2 separate regions of the Homo sapiens genome follow, and region 2 is linked to region 1. Evidence: chromatin contacts called from ENCODE Hi-C or POLR2A ChIA-PET data. All regions are on one chromosome and are shown on one strand. The core of a region is the stretch at or near the end of the contact, and the rest is flanking DNA. Distances in the headings are between cores, read along the strand shown.

Evidence for each region. A loop is a pair of places that touch in the nucleus more often than their neighbours do. ChIA-PET counts read pairs that join two places held with the same protein, here RNA polymerase II (POLR2A). Pooled maps may share reads with other maps.
Region 2: a map of ovary shows a loop between it and region 1 (1.9-fold over the local background). The contact joins two enhancer-like sites. A Hi-C loop is called at or near these places in 9 of 168 maps with a recorded cell type or tissue (Caco-2, DLD1, G401 and 6 more), 4 of 37 single-sample maps with no recorded cell type and 4 of 50 pooled maps. POLR2A ChIA-PET finds 5 or more read pairs at or near these places in 4 of 52 experiments (GM12878, PC-3, activated CD4-positive, alpha-beta T cell and 1 more).

Annotation. Positions count from the first base shown.
Region 1 is chr4:2,870,463-2,873,973 of GRCh38, forward strand. All of the region lies in intron 1 of ADD1 (adducin 1), which reads left to right. Among named protein-coding and RNA genes, the nearest start is that of ADD1, 28 kb to the left of the region's middle. Within about 2 kb of position 1,620, at least 4 of the 41 ENCODE cell types and tissues checked have a DNase peak (open chromatin) inside an H3K27ac peak, as active enhancers do.
Region 2 is chr4:2,912,723-2,916,233 of GRCh38, forward strand. It overlaps ADD1 (adducin 1), which reads left to right. Exons shown (of 16, transcript NM_001354761.2): 14 at 2,162-2,318. Among named protein-coding and RNA genes, the nearest start is that of SLC75A1, 20 kb to the right of the region's middle. RefSeq lists an enhancer at 1,965-2,034. Within about 2 kb of position 1,761, at least 5 of the 41 ENCODE cell types and tissues checked have a DNase peak (open chromatin) inside an H3K27ac peak, as active enhancers do.

The DNA.
Region 1 (3,511 bases), core at 370-2,869:
CAGCTAGCAAGAATTTGTATAATGCAACAGAGAGTGCTGTTCAGTCAGGATTTTCTTCAATGCCATTTAGCAAACCAACTGTCCTTAGTCTGTCCAGCTAGCAAGAATTTGTATAATGCAACAGAGTACTTTACAGTTTTCACACTTTAAATGTCACAGGAGGGGTTCTTCACTAGGCTTCTGGAACCTAGTCTAGCAAAATTAGAGGAAAGGCCCTAAGGAGATTTATCTCTGTTAAGAGAAAAAGTTAACATTTTCAGGCTAAATAGTTGAATCTACTGAAGATAACAAATAATGTCTACTATTTCAACCCTCCAAAGATTGAAGAGTGTTAGGATTGTCATTTGTGTTTTTTTGTGGGGTAGTTGAATAAAATTGGGCAGCTAAAATTTTCAGTTCCATGTGCCTCCTAAACAAAAAACAAAGTAAGTAGTTTGTGAATTGACTGTAGACAAAATAGAAACTATGCTGCATGCTGTTTTTTTTGTAAACAGATGACATTTTCTTTCTTTTTTTTTTTTTTTGAGCTGGAGTCTCGCTCTGTCACCCAGGTTGGAGTGCAGTGGCATGATCTTGGCTCACTGCAATCTGTGCCTGCCGGGTTCATGCCATTCTCCTGTCTCAGCCTCCCGAGTAGCTGGGACTACAGGTGCGCGCCACCACACCCGGCTAATTTTTTTTTGTATTTTTAGTAGAGATGGGGTTTCACCGTGTTAGCCAGGATGGTCTCGATCTCCTCACCTCGTGATCCACCCTCCTCGGCCTCCCAAAGTGCTGTGATTACAGGCGTGAGCCACCGTGCCTGGCCAACAGATGACATTTTCTAACCAGGCACATGCCATCCAATTTACCTGTCGATCATACCATTGTATAAAGCAGCAGAACTGAAGGGGAAATATGATTGTTAAACACACTGAATTGCTTTTATGTCATTTGAGATAGTTGGTGTAAGTGTCTTGACTTTTTATATTTGGAAACATTAAATAAAAACATAAATTTTTTAAAAAGGGATGTTAAGATAGCTGTTCATCCTGATCTTAGTAGTATCAGTCTGAAAAAGCATGCTGAAATATCTTCATCTGAAGGCCGGCAGAGACCAGCTCATGTAAGGTCTGGAGGTGCTTTCTTCTGAGAGCAAGAAGAATCACGGAGCGTTTCAAACACATACAAAATAGACAGCACGGTGTGATGAGTCCTGCTCTAACCTTCATCCAGTGTCAGTGGTTAGCTCATGGCTAGTCTTATGTAACTTCATTTCCCCTTGCCCCCATATAAGTTTTAGGCACATTTCAGATGTCATTTTATCCAGAAACATTTCTGTATCTAATATAATCCTAGTAATACTACACCTAAAATGTAAAACTAATTTCTTAATACCATCAAAATCTAGCTAGTGTTCAAATTTCTAGTTGTCTCAAATGTCACTTTTAGATTTTTATTTTACAGTTTGTTTCAATCAGGATCCTACTAAGGTCCACATATTAGTTCTCAGATTTTAAGCAGAGGAGTGAGTGACATGATCTGACTTACATTAAAACTCTCTATGGCCAAGTTTTAGAGAATGGATTGTTGTGGGGGTTGTTAAGAGACTGGAAGTAGAGAAACCAATTAGGAGGCCGTTGAGTGTCCAGGAAGTGAGTGATGACAACTTGGATTTGAGTGACATCTGGGGGATGGGAGATGTGGAGGAAGCAGATGTCACTTGGGCAGGCCATACTTATTTGTCACGGTTCATCCAGATTTTTGTTTTCTGTTGTCTGTGTTTATTTGAAAATATTGTTCCCAAAGATTTCATTAATTTAGCTATCAATATATTGTTGATGGTGAAATCTTAAAATGTATTACATAAGTAAAATCAAAGCAACATTATAGAATATTGAGATAGAGAAACATTCATCCATACTTTAATCAACTTACTCAAATTTATTCCAGCTTATTTGCCATTATATCATTTTGCCAGTGTATAATTATGGCATTACATAATAGAATAAGAAATATAGTTTGCCACTTAATATGTTTTATACTCTTTTATCTGTATTATGCTAAAGAGTCTCTGTAGTTACATGATATTGTATTGAGCAGATTTTAATGTTTATGTTACATTTATTTATTTGAGTCAGGGTCTTGCTCTGTCACCCATGCTGGAGTGTAGTGGTGCCATCATGGCTCTCTGCAGCCTTGACCTCCCAGGTCGAGTGATCCTCTCTCCTCGGACTCCTGAGTAGCTGAGACTACAGGCGTGTGCCATCACTCCTGGCTAATTTTTTTGATTTTTTTTGTTGAGATGCAGTCTTTACTATGTAAGCTAGACAGCTTGGAACTCCTGGGCTCAAGTGATCTTCCCACATCAGCTTCTCAAAGTGCTGGGATTACAGGCATGAGCCACCACGCCTGACCTGTTCCTACTTTTAAAATTATTTTATTTTAAATTAGTTTAAATTTATTCTAAGATACTATGAAAAATGTTCCAGAAGTTAGTTTTTTGCATGTTTTTCCCTTTCTCTCTCTTTTTTTAACTTTTTGATTAAATAATATTATTATTATTTTTTAAGACGGAGTCTTACTCTGTTGTTCAGGCTGGAGTGCAGCGGCATGACTCAGCTCACTGCAAACTTTGCCTCCCAGGTTGAAGTAATTCTTGTGCCTCAGCCTCCTGAGTAGCTGAGATTACAGGTGCGTGCCCCCACGCCCCGCTAATTTTTGCATTTTTATTAGAAACAGGGTGTCACCATGTTGCCCAGGCTGGTTTCAATCTCCTGAGCTCAGGCATCCACTTGCCTCGGCCTCCCAAAGTGCCAGGATTACAGACATGTGCCACTGTACCCAGCAAATAATAACTTCTCTGTAGAGATTTTACTTGAAAACTAAGTTGATGAAACCTGCAGTCATAATTGATAAAAATGAAGGACAGGTTTGTACTGCAAAGTAGAATTATGCTTAATCTTGATTACTGGGCTCAGAATGTGTATACTTTCATTTTGATTTACATTTATAGACTTCCTTATTGAAGGAATGGAGCATGTATATACCTGGCCTGCAGTGTTTATCTTATCCCATTCACACAGCAATTTGTAACTAGGGGAAAGTAATACCTGCCTTATCTTAAATATGATGGTTTTACAAAGATTCCTGTCTTTCACTGTCTTCTGGGAACCAGGAAATAGCTATAGTTACCTCTAAAATATACCCTCATATCCTTTTTTACCGATGAAAATGGCTTATAATTGGGACTCATAATGATTTTCTTTGGTCTTTTATTGTTTTTGAAACACGAAGCAGAACATTTTTATTATTGGCTCAGAATGTTCAGCTTTAATTACATCTAATGAGGAAATATTGCCAGATAACTCTTATTGTTTTGTTCTTTGGTCATTCTTTTGGAAGGTTTACAATAAATAGATTGGGTAACCAGAATAAATTAAACAATTTAAAGGATATAAATAGAGAAGAATAAGTTTCAGAGATTCCACTTAGGCTGGGCTCTTGCCTGTAATCCCAGCACTGTGGAAGT
Region 2 (3,511 bases), core at 511-3,010, 42 kb after region 1:
CACTATGTTGCCCAGGCTGGTCTCGAACTCCTGGGCTCAAGCAATCCTTCTGCCTTGGCCTCCCAAAGTGCTGGGATTATAAGCATGAGCTGTGGTGCCTGGCTGATAGTTTATTCTTTGTTTGTTTGTTTGTTTTGTTTGAGACGGAGTCTTGCTCTGTTGCCCAGGTTGGAGTGCAGTGGCGCAATCTCGGCTCACCTCAACCTCCGCCTCCCACGTTCAGGTGATTCCTTTGCCTCAGCTTCCCGAGTACCTGGGATTACAGATGCCCACTACCACGCCTGGTTAATTTTTTTTGTATTTTTAGTAGAGACAGGTTTTCGCTGTGTTGGCCAGGGTGGTCTTGAACTCCTGACCTCAGGTGATCCACCCGCCTCAGCTTCCCAAAGTGCTGGGATTACAGGTGTGAGCCACCATGCCTGGCCTGATAGTTGATTCTTGATATTTGATTCCTTTACTAATTTTAACCACTTGATTTAAATGAACTTAAGCATTTCTCTTGTATCACCTTCTCATTTCATTGGCAGTGATATCAGGATGCAGGTGCAGCCAGCCAAACTGCTGTTGCTGGGATACCATCTCTAGAGTGCCATCATGTGAGGGCTCTTAGCAGTGGCCAGCCCAGCAGCTCCTCCTTCAGATAGTGAGGCAGGCCTCTGGTCAGGGAAAGACTTGGCTCGGGCCACAGCGCTAAGACATGGCAGACAGGACTCAGCTTCCTGTCTTGGTGAGGCAGGGCAACTTCTTAACGAAAAGCCAATGGGCCTCGAGTCAGACCTGGTTCAGAAGAGGGTTCCCTTTGACTTGTTGACTGTCGAGAGTCTCCAGGCTCCCGGGCAAAGGTTGCCTGTTCCAGCAGCCCATCTGTCCCTCTCGGAGCTCTGTGTCACTGGTCAGCACTGGGTACGCAGCATGCTAGGTGGTAACCCCTCAGCCCATCCCAGTCAGTCCAAGTTCCCCTGTCTCTGCTTGAGGAGCGGTCGGCCTGTGTGAGTTGAATTTCCCGAGTCAGCCCAGCTAGGACGCTCTCCATCTCTGGTGTTCACTCCGCACTGAGAGCAGCACTGAAGGACCAGGCCTGGCATCCAAAGAATTGTGGTTTCTCCTGTTTCTATTTGGTTTTGGAAGCTGTCAGTCATGTGCATGTGTGTAAGTGCTGGATAACTGTCTTAGAAGTGAGCTCCAGGGTAGCCGGGCGTGGTGGCGGGCGCCTGTAGTCCCAGCTACTCGGGAGGCTGAGGCAGGAGAATGGAGTGAACCTGGGAGGTGGAGCTTGCAGCGAGCCGAGATTGCGCCACTACACTCCAGCCTGGGTGACAGTGCGAGACTCCGTCTCAAAAAAAAAAAAAAAGAAGTGAGCTCCAGGGAATTAGGGGACATTTTCCTGCCCCTGACCCAATCAGGCTGCACTGTGGGCACAGCGCTGTGCTGGGGCAGGTGGCTGTGAGTGGACCGCACCCCCTGATGCCCACCCAGCCCACTGTGCTGGCCTGCAGGCTCCACCTCCTGCTTTAAGATTGGTGTGGTCTGTGAGCCGCCTTGGTGCTTCGCTTTCTTCTTTTTTTCTTTGGTACAAATTTTCAGAGTTTTCCAAATTCCTCAGCTAAACACTGGTGTCTTGGGGCATGTTGTCATCTCGGAATGTTTTGGGATAAGCTCCAGGAACTAGTTACAAACTAACCACAGTCAAAAGAACAGAACTTACCTGTGCTCTTAGAATATGAGCAAAGCTCTGAGCATGCCTTACGCTGAGTGCTGTACCTCGTGACAGTTTCTGATGTCATGAGGAAAACTTACTGACTTTTAAACAGTAACAGGAAAGGGCCTCTTCCCCTTCTGCTCCACAGTGAGGAGTGGGCACCCTCCCTGAGGTGCTCTGTGCTCTTGGGTCTGCATTGGGCTTTTGCTTCTGAAACCTGGAAGGCTCTGTAGGATTTCTTTTGTGGTTAATATCTGTTCATCGTGGCACTGACCTGTGTTTCCATTATATACCACTGAAGGCTGCAGCTCAGCCTAGGCCTCGGGCCCATGGCAGTGCAGTCTCAGGGGTCTCTGCTCCTGGAAAGCCTCCTGCCCCCGCCCTGCCTGCAGCCTGCCTGGGAGGAGGGAGAGTCCCCATCGGGCCGGGCTCCTGCAGACCAGATGTGCCTTTCATCCACAGGGAGAGCTGGTGACGGCCTCCAAGGCCATCATTGAAAAGGAGTACCAGCCCCACGTCATTGTGAGCACCACGGGCCCCAACCCCTTCACCACACTCACAGACCGTGAGCTGGAGGAGTACCGCAGGGAGGTGGAGAGGAAGCAGAAGGGCTCTGAAGGTGAGTGCTTGTGGTCCTGGGCACGGCCACTCCAGAAGGTGAAAGTGCTCTGGGAGCTTCTTTGTGGTCCAGGTGCTGGCTGTGGGTGGTGATAAGAATAGTCACATGCATCAAAGACAAACCAGAACTTTATCCAGTACTCATTTCCAACCTAGTCACTCAGGCCAGAATGGAAGAAATTGCTGGCCGGGCACAGTGGTTCATGCCTTTAATCCAGCACTTTGGGAGGCCAAGGAGGGCGGATGACCTGAGGTCGGGAGTTCGAGACCAACCTGACCAACATGGAGAAACCCCATCTCTACCAAAAATACAAAATTAGGCTGGGCATGGTGGCTCACGCCTATAATCCCAGCACTTTGGGAGGCCGAGGCGGGCGGATCACGAGGTCAGGAGATCGAGACCATCCTGGCTAATACGATGAAACGCCGTCTCTAGGAAAATAGAAAAAAAATTAGCCGGATGTGGTGGCAGGCACCTGTAGTCCCAGCTACTTGGGAGGCTGAGGCAGGAGAATGGCGTGAACGTGGAAGGCAGGGCTTTCAGTGAGCCGAGATTGCACCACGGCACTCCAGCCTGGGCGACAGAGTGAGACTCTGTCTCAAAATAAATACATAAATACATACAAATACAAAATTAGCCAGGTGTAGTGGCGCATGCCTGTAATCCCAGCTACTCGGGAAGGCTGAGTCAGGAGAATCGCTTGAACCCGGGGGGCGGAGGTTGCGGTGAGCCGAGATCGTGCCATTGCACTCTAGCCTGGGCATCTCAAAAAAAAAGAAATTGCAAAGTTAGGCACACTTGTGAGTGGCCCTGGCTAGGAGGGAGACGTGTGTAAATGACGATGTGGAGGACTAGTGGTGGCCACTCACAAGAGTCTGCGCGCCATACTAAGACACACCGGGGCCCCTCTGCCAAAACGAGGCTGACCCCGAAGATGTCCTGCCGTGGTCCCATCCAGCAGCTGTGATGAGAGGAGACAGCAGGACCGAGGGGCAACCCACAGAACTCTGGGCTGGAGGGCATTGGTCCTTCTCCCAGGGAGGTTTCTGTCCACATGGAGTGACCAGACATTCACAAAAGAATTCACTAATTTGGATCAGTTAGTGGGAAAGCCAGCATGCATATTATTATTATTATTATTATTATTATTATTATTATTATTATTATTATTTTTGAGATGAAGTCTTGCTCTG